Linked DNA regions of Homo sapiens: region 2 is linked to region 1. The links are chromatin loops, found by intact Hi-C in ENCODE. Cell type or tissue: Caco-2. All regions are shown on one strand. Each heading gives the region's core, and the rest is flanking DNA. Links, peaks and the distances in the headings are about the cores only.

What was found. Peaks named below come from ENCODE experiments on the same cell type or tissue, not always from the same donor. Only the 100,000 strongest peaks of a DNase experiment are listed, where the experiment ranks them.
Region 2: a loop joins it to region 1, with 5 times the contacts of the local background. A loop is called at or near these places in 37 of 110 quality-filtered maps.

Annotation. Positions count from the first base shown.
Region 1 is chr13:94,543,923-94,553,983 of GRCh38, reverse strand. TRF-GAA1-5 (tRNA-Phe (anticodon GAA) 1-5) reads left to right here and starts at 4,262; the gene lies at 4,262-4,334. It overlaps LOC124903191 (a long non-coding RNA gene), which reads right to left and starts at 5,236. Exons shown (of 2, transcript XR_007063836.1): 1 at 3,673-5,236; 2 at 817-1,886. It also overlaps a transcript of DCT not described here. RefSeq lists enhancers at 3,724-3,903, 3,442-3,941 and a silencer at 4,474-4,703. In Caco-2, for the core only: no CTCF peak of the experiment used is centred there; DNase peaks (open chromatin) are centred at 3,853, 4,243 and 4,493; H3K4me3 peaks cover 2,170 bases.
Region 2 is chr13:94,612,887-94,622,947 of GRCh38, reverse strand. It overlaps GPR180 (G protein-coupled receptor 180), which reads right to left. Exons shown (of 9, transcript NM_180989.6): 4 at 3,618-3,798; 5 at 3,431-3,480; 6 at 1,713-1,870. Among named protein-coding and RNA genes, the nearest start is that of GPR180, 16 kb to the right of the region's middle. In Caco-2, for the core only: CTCF peaks have their summits at 2,458, 5,147 and 5,347; a DNase peak (open chromatin) is centred at 2,467.

The DNA.
Region 1 (10,061 bases), core at 1,252-9,251:
ATAATGCTGCTCCATGATTAAAGTTAGGTTCTGCTTCCCTGCCTGGAGCACTGTGTGTGTTGTGTCTTTTACAGGGCATCACAATAGAAGGCATGTGATGACCGAATGTCCTACATTGGTGATGCTAATTTTGATGACCGGATCATGGCATTGTCCGTTTTCTCCACTGTGCAGTTTAAGCAATCTGTGGAGAAATACTTTGAGGCCATGCAATGATCCTGCTCCTCGTTTAACTGTCCCCCCTTAGACTTAACATCCATTGATGATTCTTGACTGAATCAATCTTTACTATGATGTTTGGAAAATGGTGATATCCCGTGCTACCACTACCTCCAAATTTGTCAGTCTGCACACTTCATTCAGCTATAAGAATCCTCAATTCCTCCCCTGCATCCACCACACAATTATTGTACTAAAGGACTTTTATTTTATTCAAAGGGTAAATAATCCATTAATATTCTTATTTATTTTGATGCTCAGATTGTCCCAGTTTTGGCCAGTAGGAGCCCCTTCAAACTGGTTCCTAGGTCCTTTTGACATACCCCCATCATTTTTAAAATACTTTAAAGAAATATTGATTAAAATCAGAGGCCCCCAAAAATGTGTGTGTGTGTGTGCATGTGTGTGTGTGTGTATGCATGTGCACTGCAGAATCCCAAGGAGCAAACTGAAGGAGAGATTAATTAACAGCCATTTAAATTTTTATCAGAAGTGGGGCACAGTTGTGTGTGTCTGTAATCCCAGCTACCTGGGAAGATCCCTTGAGCCCAGGAGTTCGAGACCAGCCTGGGCAATAAATGGAGCAAGACTCCCATCTCAAAACAAACAAAAAAACCCACAAAAATTTATTAGCTGTTATAACTATATGCAACATACTCTCTTCAGTTTTATTATTCTCAGATCTGCTAGTTAGTTCTCGTAATTAGCTGGTTTTTTTAATCATAGGTAATTAGACTGGAGTTGGCCAAAATCCGCGAGCTCATTTGGAAAACAGGACTGCAGCTTACACAGTTTCTTTCCAACACAGAGTCTTCTTCAACATCTTTATCCTCATTTTGAATGCCAACTTCTTTATCACCTGTCTCTTCTTACTATGATGTGTGTGCACAGATTTTCACTTCACTTTATTTAGCCTGTGGCGCTTGGTCTCCTTGGATGTTCTGACAGTTCTTCTTTGCGCTGCAATCTTGCTGAGTAAAGCAAGGTTTTTCCCAAACTCATAATAATTGTTTTTCGCTTTCTCTGTTCACAGGCAGCTCTTACTGTCTCAGTAATTTTTTCCAATGCCCCCAGGCCAAAAGAAATGCCGAACAATTCCTTTTATTAAGTACTCAGGTCCAAATAACTTAATAAGGATTTATGTCCAACAACTTCGTAGCCACTTGAAAAAAATTATACATATAAATTGAAAGAAAAGTTACACTTTTATTTCATTCTTTTTTTTTTTTTCAAGGGCAGCCTCCCAAGCCAGAGTAGGCTCAGAGACTCCCTAATTTCATTCTCACCACAGTTAACTTACTGGTGGGATGTGTGTATCCTGGACAGTGTACAATTTCTCAAGCTTGGAAACAGATTGGACATCTCAACCCTAATTTCATATTCCCCATTGATTCATGGGTACTTTTTATCATGCTGAAAGAGATGACATCACTGATAGAAATGTAATCTCTTGCCAAAACAATGAACTACTGGGTAGTTTGCATAGCGTCCCACAGATGCCAAGCATCGCTGTGTTTCTCTCAAAAATGTGAAATATTCTTCAGTGCCCCAGGTGGCTGCAGTTTCGGGACCGTGGCACTAAGTCCCAGAAACTTTCGGTCTCCTTTGTAAAACAGCAACAATAAATATTGGGTTGATGTTGAAGATCTTTTCACTAACAGGAAAACCTAGGGAGAAACCCGGAGAGCATCAAGCTGAGGCTTTCACAAAGTTAATAAAGTAGGTGATCACATTGTTTATTTATCTTCCAGTCATTCCAAAACACTTCTAACTGTTTTTTGTTGTTGTTGTTTTGTTTTGAGACAGAAAGTCTCGCTCGGTCACCCAGGCTGGAGTGCAGTGGCACAATCTCCGCTCACTGCAACCTCCGCCTCCCAGGTTCAATTGATTCTCCTGCCTCAGCCTCCCGAGTAGCTGGGATTACAGGTGCACGCCACCATGCCCGGCTAATTTTTGTATTTTTAGTAGAGATGGAATTTCACCATGTTAACCAGGCTGGTCTTGAACTCCTAACGTCAAGTGATCCACCTGCCTTGGCCTCCCAAAGTGCTGGGATTACAGGCATGAGCCACCGCGTCCAGCCTTACTTTTAACTGTTTAACAGTGAAGAGGCTACTACCATGGAGAGTTCCGGGACAACATATATAAACAAGGACTTTCCTGGATACCCAGCTTATCCAAGACATCTCTCACAACACTTACTTTCTAAAATCAACTTTTACTAAACAAATGATCACTATGACAATGTAGTGTCTATTATCTCACAATTTGCCAAGGGTTCTCATCGCATTAAATCACAAAGCAATGTTTCTTGGTTGCACTCTTCCTTCTCCTCTCTCTCTTATCCTGTTCCTCCATTTTCCATTAGATCCTGCTTGGACCTTTGCTACCCATCCCCACCCCCAGCCTAAATCCCATCAAAACTTACCTGCCACTTTCCTAGTTACCTAGGATTTCATTTCCCAGGTGACAATGCACGAAGCAGCTGGTTTGCAGGTGTGACTACGAGACCAAGAAAGAGAGACACTAACACCATGTCCCAGCCCGTACATGTGTTATCCCATCACTCTCTAACATATATTTTGAGACTTCCCAGATTTGATTTTTAACCTAAAGACACAACTTTTGTAAAATTTAAGAAGCTGAGCTATCTCATGATTGAATCCAGTAAGGAACAGCCGGCCAGCAGCCCAAGAGTTGTTGAAAATAATTCGTCTTGCCTGCAGTGTTTTGAGGAGAATGGGAAAGGTAGCTACATTCATAACATACATGAAAGCCTGTTAAAGGTCTCTTTCCCCATCTCTTTTTAGATGTACGATCCTCACAGGGTGGCTGCCCAAAATTTCTCCCTCTTCCACTCCAAGCTCCCCAAACCCTTCTCTGAACTCTGCCCAGCCCCAAGCTCTCTTTGGTCTCTCTCTCATCCTTAGCTGCTGACTTCTGTTAAATCTCAAGCTCTTTGGTTTCTTTGGATTTAAAAGGCAGCTATGCTAACCACTATACCATCAACGCCTCGGCTCTTTTTTGGATTTGGCACAATAAAGGAACCCAGAAAGAAACTCTCTTTCTTATAAGGGAGGAGGCTTGGCGGAGAAAATAGAGATTGCAAAAATTTCTAATTTTGTATTTTTTTCTCTTTCGCATTTGAAGTCAGCCATCCATCCATCCATCCAACCATCCATCCATCCATCCAACCATCCATCCATCCATCCTATCCATCCATCCGTCCAAATTGGCTGCGAAGTTTCCACTTAAATGCAAAGCTCTAAAGAGCCGGGTAAGATCCCTGCCTTGACAGATTACAATTTAATTGGCGACAAAAATTAAAAAATGGAAAAAGTAAGACGTTTGGGAAGTAAAGAATGAGCCTGGCACGTAGTGGGTGCTTCGGAAACATTTGTTGACTCGTGTGGGAAATAGCATTGACTGAATAATCATCGTTAGTGAGCTCACCCAGCATTTATTTGCCAGTCAGGCTCCATGCAAAGAGGTGATGATTAAGGTGGACATTTCCCGGGCCCGGAGCACGGAGAGGCTGCAAACTCCTCTCCAGAGGCCAGTCTGACGATTCCTGCCCCGTACACTCCTTCATCCAATCGTATTGGGCCTACACGGCTCCTCACCTGGGGCCTGGAACTTTTCGGGGAGCAAGGTGACGAATGTGGATAGTCACAGGCAGGGGCAGATCGAAGGGAAGGGGCTACCAGGCCTGGGCAGGAGCTCCCCGAGGCGACCCCGCTGCTTCGGATCTCGCGGGGACCGGCCCTGGGAGGACGGAACCAGCATCCCGAGGAGCCGCCATCGGGGGCCTGGACCCAGCTCCTGGACCGTGCGGGCTGCGCGCGCCGAGAGCAATCTAAGAAAGTAAGGCGCGTGTGCAGCGCCCAGTGGCAGCGTAGAAGGAGGGAGGTGGAAGAATTCCGACGACACCGTTTAACAGGACAAGGAAGAAATGCTGTACATGATCACCAGGAAAAGACAAGCAAGCCAGTTGGACGCAAAGCGCTCAGTGATAGTTTACTCAGGAGACAACCCAGAACGTGCCGAAATAGCTCAGTTGGGAGAGCGTTAGACTGAAGATCTAAAGGTCCCTGGTTCGATCCCGGGTTTCGGCAGCTACTTTTAAATTCTGACCTCAAAAACTCAAATTTTGTAAGACTCTCCGTCCACGATACCCTGGCCCATTCCTTCAAGCCCAAGCAAAAACTGAGATTTGAAGGGTGAAGGAGGAAATGAAACAGTCGTTCCTAACCACCCCCAGGAGCGAGGCCGCGCCGCATAGCCCTTCTGGGCCGTCTCCTGGCGGGGCTAGAAGAAGCTGCCGCGCGTGCGCGCCACGGAGCCTGGTGCTGGGACCCAGAGGCACCCTCGGCGCCGGAAGACGCGAACGACCCGGGCCGCGGTGGCGAGACGGGGCCGCGCGCCGCCTGGGGGGCTGGTGTGAGACCCGAGGCTCCGATGGGAGGAGGTCTGGTCTGTCCACGGGGCCAGCAAAACACCTTCATCCCAATTTCATCGCATTCCTTCTAAGTATCCGAATTTGAAGAAAAAGCAAAACTGTTGAGTGGTCAGATGGCCCCCACCTGGCGTTGCCGGTGAGCGGAACCCAGTGCTGGTTATTTCTGGCTAGAGGCGCACCGAGGCCGGCCCTGGGTCTGGCCCTGGGGTGGCGCCACCAGGTTACTTGCCCACCGGTGAAGGATGGCAGCTTTACAGCTCCCCGACGCATCAGACTAAAGAACGTTGGCCAGGGTCTGCACCGGTGGTTCTCAAAGTACAGTCCCCAGATCCGCAGCATCAGCACCGCCTGAGAACTACTTAGAAATGCACATTCTCGGCCCTGGATAGGCAGCTCTGGCAGTGGGGCCTAGCAGCGGGTGTTTAAACAAGCCACGGGTCTAGACGTTCCTTTCTGTTTCTAAAAGAGGCCTTGCTTTCCTAAGACAGTTGCTGTGAACCAGCTTTTTCCTTTTGCTGTCTTGCCCCTGCAAGTGTGAAATAGAACTTTGACCCGTGCTCGAAATTACTTTCTGAGATTTTTTTTTGTTTTCACGTGTGGGTGGACGTGGGTACTCAGGGGCATCAGCTTCCCAGCTACCTGTGGGAGCCCACCCCAAGGCCAAACTGGGTGTCCTAGAAAGAAAATGGAGGCCCAGGCACCTGATGTTATCTTGTATGGCTGGTGGGAACTGAGCCAGGACCCAAGGGGAGAAGTTGCAGGGATGTAGATCTAAATTTTAAAAATAAGAAATATCTATCTATTTGTGTCGTAGGAAAATAGAATAGTCAGTTTAGTGAGGTGGCGGGTTGCTGGACAGCAGATGAAGGACCATTGTGAGATGTATGCTTAGGTCTTGCTTGTTTTCTGGTTCTGCTGTTTTGAGGGGGAAGGGAAACTCATATTTATGAACTACTGTGTGTTCTCTCTTATTCATTCATTCTCTAATTGGACATTAATTCCTAACCTCCCACTACGAGCCAGCATTATTTGCTCTTCATAACAACCTTATGAAGTACATATTATTATCCCCATTTTATACATAACAGCCTTTCCAGGGTTGCAAGAATTAAGCATAAGCTATGTCTGTTAGACAGCTAACATTGCTACCTCCTAAATGTTACTGTAAGTGAAAAGCTGTTGAGATGTGTAGTCAAGACAGGTGTGCATAAACATACAGGTACTTGTATGAGGGAAATAAAAGTTTTTGTCTGGCTCACCAGAAAAGGCTCTATGGAGCAGTGGGTCCTCACCCAGAGAAGATATATATATATATATATATTTTTTTTTTTTTTTTTTTTTTTGAGACGGAGTTTCACTCTGACGCCCAGGCTGGAGTGCAGTGGTGTCCCAGGTTCAAGGGAGTGTCCTGCCTCAGCCTCTCGAGTTGCTGGGATTACAGGCACCCGCCACCATGCCCGGCTAATTTCTGCATTTTTTGTAGAGATGGGTTTTTGCTATGTTGGCCAGGCTGGTCTTGAACTTCTGACCTCAAGTAATCCACCCGCCTTGGCCTCCCAAAGTGCTGGGATTACAGGCATGAGCTAGTGTGCCCAGCCAAGATTTCTTAGGTATGGAAAGATTTAACAGGAGTGCCACCAGCTATCACATTTCTAAAGAGTAGGGAAAGGATGCAGGTTCTGGGGTGATAGTGACTTTCATTTCAGACAACCTGAGGTCTGAGCACTCTGCCCAAGGTAATGTTAGTGATGGTGAATCTATGCGGGTCTGCAGCAACCTCAATTCTTGCCTCCTCAGAAGAAAGAATTCGACTGAAGGGCATAAGGCAGAGTGAGAGATGAACACAAGTTTTACAGCGGGAGTGAAAGTTTTTAAAAAGTTTAGAGCAGGGTCAGGCACGGTGGCTCATGCCTGTAATCCCAGCACTTTGGCAGGCCGAGGTGGGCGGATCACTTGAGGTCAGAAGTTTGAGACCAGCCTGGCCAACATGGTGAAACCCCATCTCTACTAAAAATACAAAAATGAGCTGGGCGTGGTGGTACAAGCCTGTAATCCCAGCTACTCGGGAGGCTGAGGCAGGAGAATCCGTTGAACAGGGGAGGTGGAAGTTGCAGTGAGCTGAGATTATGCCACTGCGCTCCAGCCTGGGCAACAGAGTGAGACTGTCTCTTAAAAAAAAAAAGTTTAGAAGCAGGAATGAAAGGAAGTAAAGTACACTTGGAAGAGGGCTAAGCGGGCAAATTGAGAGATCAAGAGCCCTGTTTGACCTCTGACTTAGGGTTTTATACACTGGCATTTCTGGGGTCTTGCATCCCTTCTTCCCTAGTTCTTCCCTTGGGGTGGGCTGTCGCATGCACAGTGGCCTGCTAGTGCTTGGGAGGGAAGCATGCACAGTGTGTTTACTGGCGTTGTACCCATGCTCACTTGAGGCATTCTTCCTTTACCAGCTGAATGTTCCTAGAAGGTCATGTACCAGTTAAATGCTGCCATTTTGCCTCTTAGTGCGCATGCTTCAGCTTACTCGCCCAACTCCTAAGATCTTATCAGGAAACTGATGATGACCAGTTTCAGGTTTTTTCTGTTTGGAGCCTGCCTTTCCCTAGGGCTGGCTGCGACCAATTACCGTTTTAGGGAAACAGTGTAACAACCACTTGCCCACCACCTGTTGGTCTCCTGACATTCCTTGGTGGGGAGGGGGGCTCTCCTGCTGTGCTCATGCCTGACTAGCTCCCTACTGTAACAGGAAGACCAGCTACTGGCTATTGGTGTGGGTGGGGGAAGGATGGAGGCGCACACCTGGTTAGTACCAAAGATAAACCAGACACTAGGTAACGTGGTAAGGACAGATGGTAATCATAATGTACTATTGCAATAGGGAAGAGGGTCCAGCGTGAACTGAACTTTGATTTGTACAGAGGTGACTGGGCATTTTAAGGGACAATGAGGGATTAACGGAGAGGAACCAGTGGGGCTTCAGCAGAGTCAGGAAGGTGAAAACTGACAAAGGATTGACGCATGTAAATGCTGATTAGGCAGCTGTGTCTGCTAGCTGGCAATGATCAAAGTCTGGATTCTGTCCTTCCAGAGACTGGGAGACACTGGCCCTATCCTTCCTGATGATTACATTGTAAAGGAATGGTTTTTTACGTCCTTGATTGCCTTTGTAGGAGATACACAGCCATCTCAAAGGCACAGAGGAAGGAGTCACAATTGTAAGCCCTTTTTAGTAAGTACTCTAAGAAAGTGCCAGAAGCCTTTCATCAGATGGTGCATAGAATTCTTTTGTCAGTCTTGGGCTTTCTCAAGCAGGCACTCTGAGGGGGTTGAGGCCTGGTCTAGAAGGGGGCTCAGAGAGGCCTGGCTAGCATTTGGTCAAGGAGAAAATCTGTGTCATTAGAAGTGTGAGGAGGGGAGGGTGAAGGGGAAGAGTTAGGCCAGGCCTCCACCTGTTGGTTGAGAAGGCTTTTCAGGTCTTGTGACAGGGAGGAGTGATCGGGAAGCAGGTGGGCAGCATTAAAAAAATACACACACCGCTTATATATATGAAATGAAGGAAGACCACCATGTGAGAAAGCAAAGGCTGTTTATTCAGAGCTTGCTATAGCGAGGGAGTCAGCCACCATCACTGGCATTTGGGAGAGACTCAAAGGCAGGCAGGGGAGTGGGAGAGCTTTACAGCAGACACAAGGGACAGCTTCAGGTGTGCCCTGATTGGAGGCTGTTGGTCTGGGAAGCTGGAGTTAGCTAACTGGGAGCCGGCAGCCATGTGATTATTTAAGGCGCCTTTTGTGGTTGGCCTAAAGTTGGAAATGAGGACAAAAACTAGGAAAGCTGTCAGTTATTAATCAATTCCTGGTCATTTGGAATTAATTATTATAAAAGTTATTGTTTAGCTTCTCAGATTGTTATTTCCCAGACTTCTTGCAAGTCTGGCTTTAGCAGACGGGCTTGCTGGACTGTTTATTGTAGATAAGGGGCTGGTTTCCTGGGCAGGTTATGGTCACAGTTCTGTTTTTATATATGGTCTGACCATGGCCCATTTGGATCTTTGGTTTTATAATATATATTTTACCTGAAGAGGTAACATCTAAAAATGTAATCTGATCATTTTTATCATCATCATCTGAAGCGTGATGTGCTCTAATAGATGTCAAACACTGTCACTTCCCGGGAGTGAAGGCTGAGAAAGACTGAACACCAGGTATCTCCTGGGAACCCCACTGATGCCATGATCACACTTTATAACTTAGGAGGCTATGAAGGGTGAAGGGTGGGAGAATAGGGTCGCCACTTACTTTAGAGAAGGAATGCTTTCAGTGGGAAAGAACACCATCATCATTAAACATTTTTTTGTTGTTGTTTTTTTGAGACCGAGCTGCTATAATTGTTATACATAATAAAACCAGATGAGTATTTAGTAATTCATTAAGGCCTTTTGTGTCATCAATGTGTACATATATTAATGCTCATTTCATTAGTCTTGGATCATAATTCTCCTCTTTTAAATGGATGGTGGTTTATAGTTTACTTTTGTTATACTATTTGTCATATCTCAGATTTATTTGATGTTGAGTCCTTGGCCAGAAATAAAACTTCTGTGTGGATTTACTACAGATTCCAGGAATATACAGTTCCTGTACAATCATCCTTCATATATAGTGTCACAGTGGATTACTTTGTTTAACTTCCTTTTCTAATGGATCATCTTGGAGGATAGTCTGCAGTCCCTGCTTAGGCGAGGGCCCACAGACAGCCCTGCAAATAAAGCTGGACAGGCTGAGCAAGGGAACAGCTCTTCATCTCAGACGCCAAATGCACACTTTAGCTCTGTAAATTCCAGTGTTCCTATAATGAGTTGTCTTAAAGCAGGGAGCACAAATATTTTGCTATTCACTACCTAAATATTTCCTACAATGCATCTTGAGCAAACCCGCTTTCCCCACGTATTTCACTGACTCCCTAGTCCAAAGTATCAAAAATAATGAAAAATGATAGTCACCGTTTATGGAGTGTTCTCTATGTGCCGGGCATTCTGATAAGCACTTTTCATACAAAATCCCATTAAACTTGTCAATAATCCTTTGAGATAGGAGGCATAGTTGAATACAAATAAATAAAAAAAAATACATGCTACTAGGAATGCTGTTGTGAAAAATCAGCATAATTCTGAGATGTACTAAAATGAAACATGAGCTCTAAGTATAAAGTATTAGTTCTTCTTTCATACATTGCATTAATGAGATCCATAAAGAGCATTTTTTTTTTTTTTTTGAGACAGAGTCTTGCTCTGTCGCCCAGGCCAGAGTACAGTGGCGTGATCTCGGCTCACTGCAACCTCTGCCTCCTGGGTTCAACCAATTCTCCTGCCTCAGTCTCCTGAGTA
Region 2 (10,061 bases), core at 700-8,699, 70 kb before region 1:
TACCCTAAGCTAGACAAAATGAATTTTTATCAAGTGAGACCACAGTTAAGAGATTTTTAAAAAATTCTATTGCTGCCGGGCACAGTGGCTCAGGCCTGTAATCCCAGCACTTTGGGAGGCCAAGGTGGGTGGATCACCTGAGGTCAGGAGTTCGAGACCAGCCTGGCCAACATGGTGAAACCCCACCTCTACTAAAAATACAAAAAATTAGCTGGGTGTGGTGGCGGGCACCTGTAATCTCAGCTACTTGGGAGGCTGAGGTAGGAGAATCACTTGAACCCAGGAGGTGGAGGTTCCTGATTTCTTAACCAACATTTCTGAACTTCACTTTTGCAATACAGAAGTGCTACCACAGAGCTACCACAGCCCATGGTTCATATTTTTACATATTCAAACTTCCCTGTTTTCATATACATATGCTAATATGTGATCTGTATAAAATACGTATGTATTTGTATAGTCTCTGACTGCCTGTCTGATCTGCCTTGTCTGGCTTGTTGAAGATCAGAGCTATATTTAATGTATTCTTCATAAATGTTCATATAAACTCTAGTGTAATATTATCTCAGTTCTCAATTCATATTTGTCTATGACAATAAATTAAAATTACAATGAAATAATAAAAATGAAATTTTTAAAAAGAAATAAAAAGTGAGAATTTAACCTGACATTGACACTACTCTCCATAAGTCCTGGCTCAAAAACATTAAGTTGGTAGAATCTCAACCTTATTTTAATCAATTCTTCTAATTCAATTATTTCTCATCATCCCCTTTCCTGGCACTACCTCCTTTCTAAATATCACCACCTGTGATATGGTCTCTCTCAAATCATTCATGTAAATTCAATACTCCTATTCCACTCAAAACCTACTATATTAAATACTAGGGATAGAAAGATGAATAAAGCACTGACCCCATCCTTCATTAATACATTTTTCAATTTATTTAATGCATTAAACTTACATTATAATGTCCTCTACAGAGCCTAAGTATATAATTCATTTTCATCTATAGCTAATGCTCATCAAAAACTCAGTACAAATTTTTTTCTTTATAACCTTTCTTCTTAATTTTTACAAATCCATTGAACATAGGCATATGGGTATCTTAGAATGTCAATACTATTAATATAGAGGAAAATAAAAAAAAAGGCATGCAGGACCTTTATAAAAGACTAGTTTTGTTTTTACATTTGCTTTCAAAAACAAGATCCCATTCTTTTTTAGTCTATATTTTGCCCTTTAATTAATCTTAGATAATCACCTGAATTCTTTTACGTACAAAGCAGCCAATCCTAAAGATTCTTGACAATGGATAAATCTCAAATTCATGGAATCACTCATTCAGTGTTAAGTACTTACCATGTGCTAGAGAAATATGAAAGAAAGCTATTATTAAGTAGGAAATAAGACTCTAACCTAGTATTAAACATACTGTGCTTAAATAAGCTGATAGGAGCTCAAATTCAGGTAAATTATAATTAAATTCTGCAGTCTACATATAGTAGCATCCAGATAATTAAGATTATTTGATCTAACACTCTTTAAATTCATACTTTAAATGACACAAATTGTAGAAGCTCAGAAATTTCAAGAAAAAAAAAATGACACAAATTCCTTATGGGTCCCAGGTTTCAATTCTGAAATGAGGTATGCTCAAGTTTGCATTTCTGAGGATTACTAAGCAGAAACACTGAGTATCAATACCCACCTGTGTCATGACAATGAATACTGCAATGCCAGTGGATGCAGGCGTAGAATCCCACTGGAGAGGTCTGCTTTGAGACTTCTTCATTCTGACTATTGTCCAACCCATGCATAGACTCAAAAGTAAGTATAACATCTGAATTTGGGAAGCGATGTCAAAAACTAATGGGACATGAAAACCAACGTCAACCAAGTTTTCACAATATAAAAAATTTAGTGCTTTTTGCATTGAGAACATCTTTTTTTTTTTTTAAGAAAAACCACAAAAAGCCATTTTCAAAGAGAAGCTAACGAAATTCATTAAGAGATATTCGCAGGTAATAATTCTAAAGATTTAAAAATTGCCATAAATTTTGTAATATATTTATTAAAATAGTTAAAACAGCAGCAATACTATTTAAAAATACATATATATGCCCATACCATATGTCCATTAAGTCCAACCTTAACTCTTTTCGTTTCCCATTTTTCTTAGCTTTTCTAACTACATAATCCTGTTCTCTATAACTCACTGCTTATTAAAGCAAATTCTAAATACGATTTCTGCAATATGGAGAATACTAGTACCTTCATTTCTGGGTGAATTTTTTTTGATGGCTGAACTATAATGTGAAGAGTATTTTCTAAAACTATTAACAAGAAACAATACAATGAAATGCATAGCTCCCATAACATCCAAACATTGGCTTTACTTTCAGAATCCTGAAGACAAATGAGAAGCTCCATGCATTAGTGTGATGTGCCACCAGGTGGCCATCACCTACACTGCAGGGGAAGCCTGCTACTTCAAACAGAAAAGATGTATCAAAACCACCTGTATCCAGGTTAACACTACAAGAAAACAACAGAAATCTATAAATGCTTCAAGTTTCATATATATATTTATTTTATGAGGTAGCATTTAATGATTTTTAAGAAAACTTATCACTTTTCTTCACAGCATATTTTGATGTGAGTTTTAGGCTTTGGGTCAGAAATAGAAAAGAGTCAGTTATAACAGAGAGTGGAATTATAATAGGAAGAAAAACTTCAGCTTTGAGGTAAGAAAATTTAGGTCTGAGTCTAGTCTCTACCACTCAATAGCTGACTGACATGTGGAAGTATGTTTCACATCACTGAGCCCAGATCCTTTATCTGCAAAATAAGGATATGCAGACCCCTTTTCTATTGAGGATAAGATGAGAGAATGTATATAAATATACCTAAAAACAATGAAAAGGCAGAGTGTGGAGACTCATGCCTGTAATTCCAGGACTTTGGGAGGCCAGGGTGGGTGGATCCCTCAAGCCCAAGAGTATAAGGCCAGCCTGGGCAACATAGTGAGACCCCATCTACAGAAAAGGAAATTTAAAAATCAGCCAGGCATGATGGTATGTGCCTGTAATCCCAGCTACTGGGAAGGCCTGAGGCAGGAGGATCACCTGAGCCTAGGAGTTTGAGGCTGCAGTGAGCCGTGACTGTGCCACTGCACTCCAGCCTGGGCTACGGAGTAAGAACCCTGTCTCAAACAAACAAACAAAAAAACAACGAGGAGCTGTACACATTACCTATTATTAAGAAGAAACTAAGTAAGACATATGGGAACTTAAACTGTAATCCTGTTCTCAGTCAAGCTGATTTCTAAACAATTTTCGACAGAAAATTTATACTATGACAAGAAATAAAAAAAAAGCAGATAGCGAGTGTAAAAGCTTTTTAAAAAATGCTCAGAAAGATACTCACATTCTGCCAAACTTCCCATAAATGGTACCCCTATTCCATCTTTGGAGTAACTGAGGAATTGAAGAAGAGTAGTGTAAATTACAAATGTGAAAAAAATTGTTTATAATCAAAGCAAGCATAATTTTGGTGGACTAATTAGGATTAATTAGATGTAATGATGAACACAGTTTTAGTGGTTTTGAGTTACCTGGAGAAATGAATGTAATTAGCTAAAGCTGAACCAGCTTGTAACAGCAATGCAGTTGTCAGAACCTTTAAAATCATGTGCATGGGTCCGCCTTTCTTAATAGCCTGCCACAATGATTGAGCATAAATGCAAGCAATCACAAAGTACACTAGGACTAGGAGGAAAAAGAACTCATGTAACCCTGTGAAGAGAAGAAAGGGAGTTTGCTTCAGTAAAACAAAGCCAGTTATCGTATTGGGCTGCTTTCAAATCTCCCTGTCAATATATTTCTAGAACTTGTTTTTTAACTGGAGTCATAGCATTCACCTTTGTAAGAGAAAAAAAATTATTAAAACTTAAACAATTTTGTACCTTGGGGCAAAATTTTAACTACAAGAAAGCAGATTAAACCAAACTAGTTAAGGTCAATCTGTAAGAAAGCATAATGGTCAGGGGAACCCAAAGACTCATCATAAAATCACAGTTTTGTTTGAAAACAGTAAATGAAAATAATGATTTCAGCATTCAGTTAGATATACATTTTACCCCCAAAGTGAATTTCTTTTGTAAAAAGTTTAGAAATAGATTACCTCAGTCAATAACAGTTTAATATGCCCTGACAATGCATCTCAAAGTGTGTTCTCTTGCCCAGCAGCATCACCAGGGAATTTGTTATAAACGCAAATTCTTGAGTGCCATCCAGTTTTTGATCTATTGAATCAGAAACTCTGAGTAGAGCCCAGTAATCTGTGCTTTAGTAAGCCCTAAGCATGATTCTGATATAGCTAACACATGAGGACCACAGCTCTGGAATGTCCCAATACCTTGAATTTCCATTTGGACAAACCTTCAAAATATCTGTCATGTCCAGAGATATCTTCTGAGATAAACTGTCTGCAGCTCTTGCCAAAAAAAAAAAAAAAAAAAAAAATCCTGTGCTGATCATGCGACTCCATGCCAGGATTGGCTGAAAATTGTCTAACACCTAACCAAATGGCTACCAATGCAAGGGGCCAACAACGTAACAATTCTGAAAGCTAAGTTAGGCTAATCATCTTCTCTTAGTAGATCAAACTATAAAGCAGAAAGGAAAGAGGCCATAGAAATTGAAGTTGAAAGGAGCTGATGTTGGGACAGGCCAGACGAATCAAACTGAGCCATGATAAAAACCAAAGTTTTGAGGGAGTAGAAATTACAAGTGAGGAAAGACAGATGGCTGGCAAAGAACAAAGAATGTGCAGACTTTGTATTAAAAATGGAACCAGTCATTAGAGCAGCCTCTAGTGCCTACTAGCAGCTTTTTAGTACAGTCTTCATGTAACCTTATTATGTCACTTTTTCTGTGTTCACGTGCAATCTTTTGACTGAGTCTCCATTTTTCAGAAATTTCAGAAAATTTTTATAATAAAGCAGCAGGCTAGCTTTCAGTTTAACAGCTAACATTTACTTGCTTACATGTCAAGACAGTCCCTAATATTAAGGCTTTTACATTCTATCTAACACCAGACTGCTCTAACAGTGGTGTGAATAGAGCTGTCTTAATTGAGTCTATGGATGAACTTTCATTCCAATAGCGAACACCAAGCCTGCTCTAGTTTCCCATTCGGGTAAACTCCAATTAACAGTCAGAGAAGAAAATATTTCTATTATGTGGAAAATAATTTTGTAAAAGCAATCAGAAGACACAAATTATAAGAATCAATAAATAGCTCAATCAGGCTTTTGGCCTCGTTAGGGGGAAAAAAGCAGCAAAAAGTATTTCTGCCACTGGGTGTCTCTCCTGCTCTATGAATATAAATGTGGACAGTTAACTTTTCTAGTGCAGGTGAAAAAGCATGTTTAGACTTCAGGAAGGGAAAAGAAAGAACATATTTTCTTTTTAAACACCTTACATAGAAAAGCATTCCAGCCTTAGAAATAATGGCAACATAATCCTGGGATTATTATAGTACCGGAACAAGACAGAAAATAAAAATGCTAAATATATTATAACAACTGTGGGTCAGTAAAGTTCCTTATGCTATCCTGTGTTTTGAATCTTAGTTTTTATCTTTCCTTCTTAGTATTAAAAAATTAAACATGGCATTCAATTTAAAGTTTTATTTATTTATAATATTTTACAGAATATCTTTAAAGTTTCTGACTTACAGGATAAAGTTTCTGACTCCATGAAGTTACAACTCTACCATGAAAAGAAAATCCTCAGGTTATTTACTGAGGAATGAGAATAATATAGAAGGAAGGGACTCTGGAAAATAAGATATATGTCACCAGCAAAAAATGTCTTAGGATTATTCAAAGTTAATAATCTTCCAGAAAAAGCTAACATTATAACGAACACAAAAATTATTTCATTGACATAACATATTAAACAAATTGAACTGGGTCTGTCCCACACTTTATTCACTGAATTTTAGATGATTCTTCCCTTAAAACTGTACATAAAATGCTTAAAAGATAAAATGCTAGCTCTGCACTCAGTGTTCTTTTAAACAAATCATCTCTTTAAAAAAGTCTGTTTTCTTCCTCTCTTCAGCTACCAATTTTTTGTTTTGCCACAAGCAAAAATTGTTTGTTCACTTTGAAATTAAACTCAATTTGTGTTCACTTTGTTCACTTTGAAATTAAAATCTAATTTTAAAACAGGTGGATACTAATTGTTAAATCTTATTATACTTAAGACTTAATAATACACATGAAAAAAGTATACACTGAAGAAGAAAAATACTCTTAATGAGCATACAACAGGTGGTGAACACTTGTAAGGAAATGTGTAAGGTTTAAGGCAAGCTTAAAGGAAGCAGCATTGGCAAAATAAAGTAGCAAGAAAACTTAGAGGCCAGCTTCAATAAATTTAGCCCCAGCTAAATGATGGTAAATGAGAAAGGAGGAGAGCCTAAGGGGAAAGGGTCCTTGGGTTCTGGGGCAGCACCTGGAACAGACATTCCCGCCTCCCCATGATCCTTGTCTCAGAGCCCCAGTGGTCTCCCACACTCACGTGTCTCAAGATATATCCTGATTAGTCTAAATCAATCAGAAATTCCCATACTCTTACCAGTAGGAGGTAAACCTAACCCTTTTGACATATTTGTCTACTTTTATCTTCTTTCTTTCATGTCAACTTACATTTCTCTTATGATGCTATGACCCAGTTCTGAAAAAGGAAATGTGATAGGAAGCTTCTGGGAAAGACTTCCTTCCTCCTAAAAAGTGATACTGAATATTGCAATCATCTAGACATGATGCTCAGAACTGCCACAGCTAACTTTGAACTTGAGGCAGCTAGCTTAAGAACAACACTGATAGTCTGAGGATAGCAGGGTAGAGAGATGCTAAATAAACCACCCTGGAGAAGCCGCAAAACTTCTTGTTATGTAAGATAATTCATTTCATTACAGTCTACACCACTTGCATTAGGGTTTTCTGTTACTTTAAGCCAAAAACATTCCAACATGTTACCAGCAACACATTACTGAAGCTAAATGGAAGATCCAACCCATTGTCTTTTGGGACATGGAGGAAAAAAGGGATAACACTAAAGAATGAACATAGCTGCTAGAATTTTAAAAACAGTGAGATGGCAGATGTGGCAGAGCCTGTAGTATTATTCCAGTGAAAACCAGTCTATATGCGCCTTTAGGTAATAACACTCTCAGGATTCTGGGTACTTCTTGGTCTCTAATTAGAGTACAAATACAGTTAACAAGGATTCTAATCTTTTAAAGAAGCAGTTTTATTTCATTGTACCTTAAAATATTATAATCCTATTTAGTACTTTGTCAATCGGCATCACACTTGCCTGACTTTGTTTAATCTAGACCAACTCTGTAAAATAGAGGATTAACCAAAGTCTGGTAGATATAAAATACATAATTGGTTTGAAAGAAAACAAATTATGAAATTTAACCAGAATAACCTGTAACATTAATTGCAACTATCTGCACCAGGTTACTCTAATTCAAACCTCTGAGACATGTGGTAATAGTCAATTTTCTGTAAAAAGCATAGCAAATCAATTTTTCCTACTTGTAGCAGATAATTAGGCAAACTAGCAGAAGTTTCTAAAATGAATTGAACATTTTCCCTGTAAACAAATTCCATACCTGAGGCTACAAAGTAGGAAGAATCCCTCTTAAGGCTGTATTTTAAAACACATTACTAAAACAATGTGAAATATGGACTTTTAGATCAGCGGTTCTGTACATAAGAATCAACTTTAGAGCTTTAACTGGCTTCCACTCCAAACCAAATCTATCTGAGTCTCTGGGTGTGAATATCTGAATTTTTGTTTTAACCCTCATAACCTTAAACCAGATGCATACAGTGATGGGTTAAGAACCACTCATTGATACTTCAATGTAGAGTTATTCACAAAAGCTTTTAAGCATTTTAATCAATAAAATGATGTGATGTTTAGAGGAAGCCACATAACAAGGCTGGACGCTTTTGGATACTTCTGGCACTTTCTAATGATTAATCCCCGAAGGTAAGCCTTGCATAGAATGTCATGCTTAATGAAAATACATACGATTATAGTGAGGTTTTGCCCCTTGTTTAAACATTGTTGCTGACATACTCAATGTAACTTCCCCATTGTAGTATAAGAAAGACAGCTTTTAGACACAAGAGTAAGCATAAAATCAAAATCAGTCACAAAAATCAGGAAAAGGTAGGTCAGAAGGAGACAAAACTAAGAACTGAATCATAACGGTTAGTATGCATCATAAAGAAAAGCTAGCCACAACTCAAGATGTTGAGGAAAACACTGGAAGACATAGGCAAGGTTCAGGACAAGGCAAGGTATGACTGGGATTCAGAGGTCCAAGCATGGCACAGGGCACAAATGTGATCACTTTATAGCCTGGGATAAAAGTTTACATGCCAAATTGGTGATGAAGAAAAAGACCAAAAATGGAAGCCTGGATAAGGAGGCAAGTAAAAGCATATCAGGATCCAGAAAAGTCTCATGGATCTACTCAATACATAAAACCACCTTTTGAGCCAAAGGACTACAGCCTGGAAGGCAGGAGAGGAAGTGCTAATTGATCTGTACTCCACTAGAGGCAGCAGGGTTTGCACATGCAACAACTGCAGCAGAACATTACTTCCTAGTGAGCCTTGACCAGTCCTAAAAATAAGGGTCATATGAAATAATGAAGTCTTACAGTTAAAAAGGACCTGAAGGCTGTGTGCGGTGGCTCACGCCTGTAATCCCAGCACTTTGGGAGACCAAGGCAGGCAGATCACCTGAGGTCAGGAGTTCTGGCCAACATGGTGGAACCTCGTCTCTACTAAAAATACAAAAATTAGCCAGGTGTAGTGGTGGGTGCCTGTAGTCCCAGCTACTCAGGAGGCTGAGGCGGGAGAATTGCTTGAACCCGGGAGGCAGAGGTTGCGGTGGGCCGAGACTGCACCATTGCACTCCAGGCTGGGCGACAGGGCAAGCCTCTGTCTCAAAAAATAAAATTAAAAAAAAAAAAAAAAGGACCTGAGGAGCAATTTAGTCCAACCATCCATTCAATGCTCTTAGTAGACCTGGGTTCCATCAATGCCTTTCCAAAATACAGAAAAAAGTTGGCATCTTTAAAAAGATTAAGGAAATGAAAGGACTAAATTAACTTCCAATAATGATCTATACTAGTCGAAAGTATCATTAATGAAATTTAACCTTTACATTCATCTGCATTCAGAAACAATTTGAGTAGCTTACACTATTTCATTTCTTTCACAGAAAGAACTTCAAATTAACCACTTTAAAACATTTAGGGCCAAGTGCAGCGGCTCACGCCTGTAATCCCAACACCTTGGGAGGCCAAGGTGGGAGGATTGCTTGAACCCAGTAGTTTGAGACAACCTGGGCAACATAGCGAGACCCCGTCTCTAAAAAATAAAAATAAAAAAAATTAGCACACCATTCTATCACTAGATATATGTTTTTTCCAAACAAAGGATATTTTTAAAAAGTTTATCCCTTAAAACATTATTTGTGACCTACTGTCACAATTCTCAAGTTGCTTTTTTAGCTGTGACAAATTTACACTTTGAACTAAACAATCAGTTTAAGCTAATGTGGCCTCACTCCTGCCTCACCTCCACCCACCCCACTCTATGGCCAATGGGATACAATGGAATTAAATTTTTCTCTTAAGCAGATTGACTCTTTCAAACAGCCAATGAACTCATGAAGAGGTAAACCCTTAATGCTTTTCTTTGACAGATGGCCTACAAATCCTTACTCCAATATGTTAATTTACAAATCAGTTATACTTCATAGCATGTTCATCATGATCATAAGAAGTCATTCATTTCTGCTGGGGGTGGAATCTTACCTCAGTAGGACAGAACATAGTTACCTAACATTTTGATGAAATATTTCATATGAGTACATCTGATTCTGAGAAGTATTATGGACTCTGATCATCCCTAAATTGTTGTAAGCTTCAATGAAGGCAATCCCTAAATCTG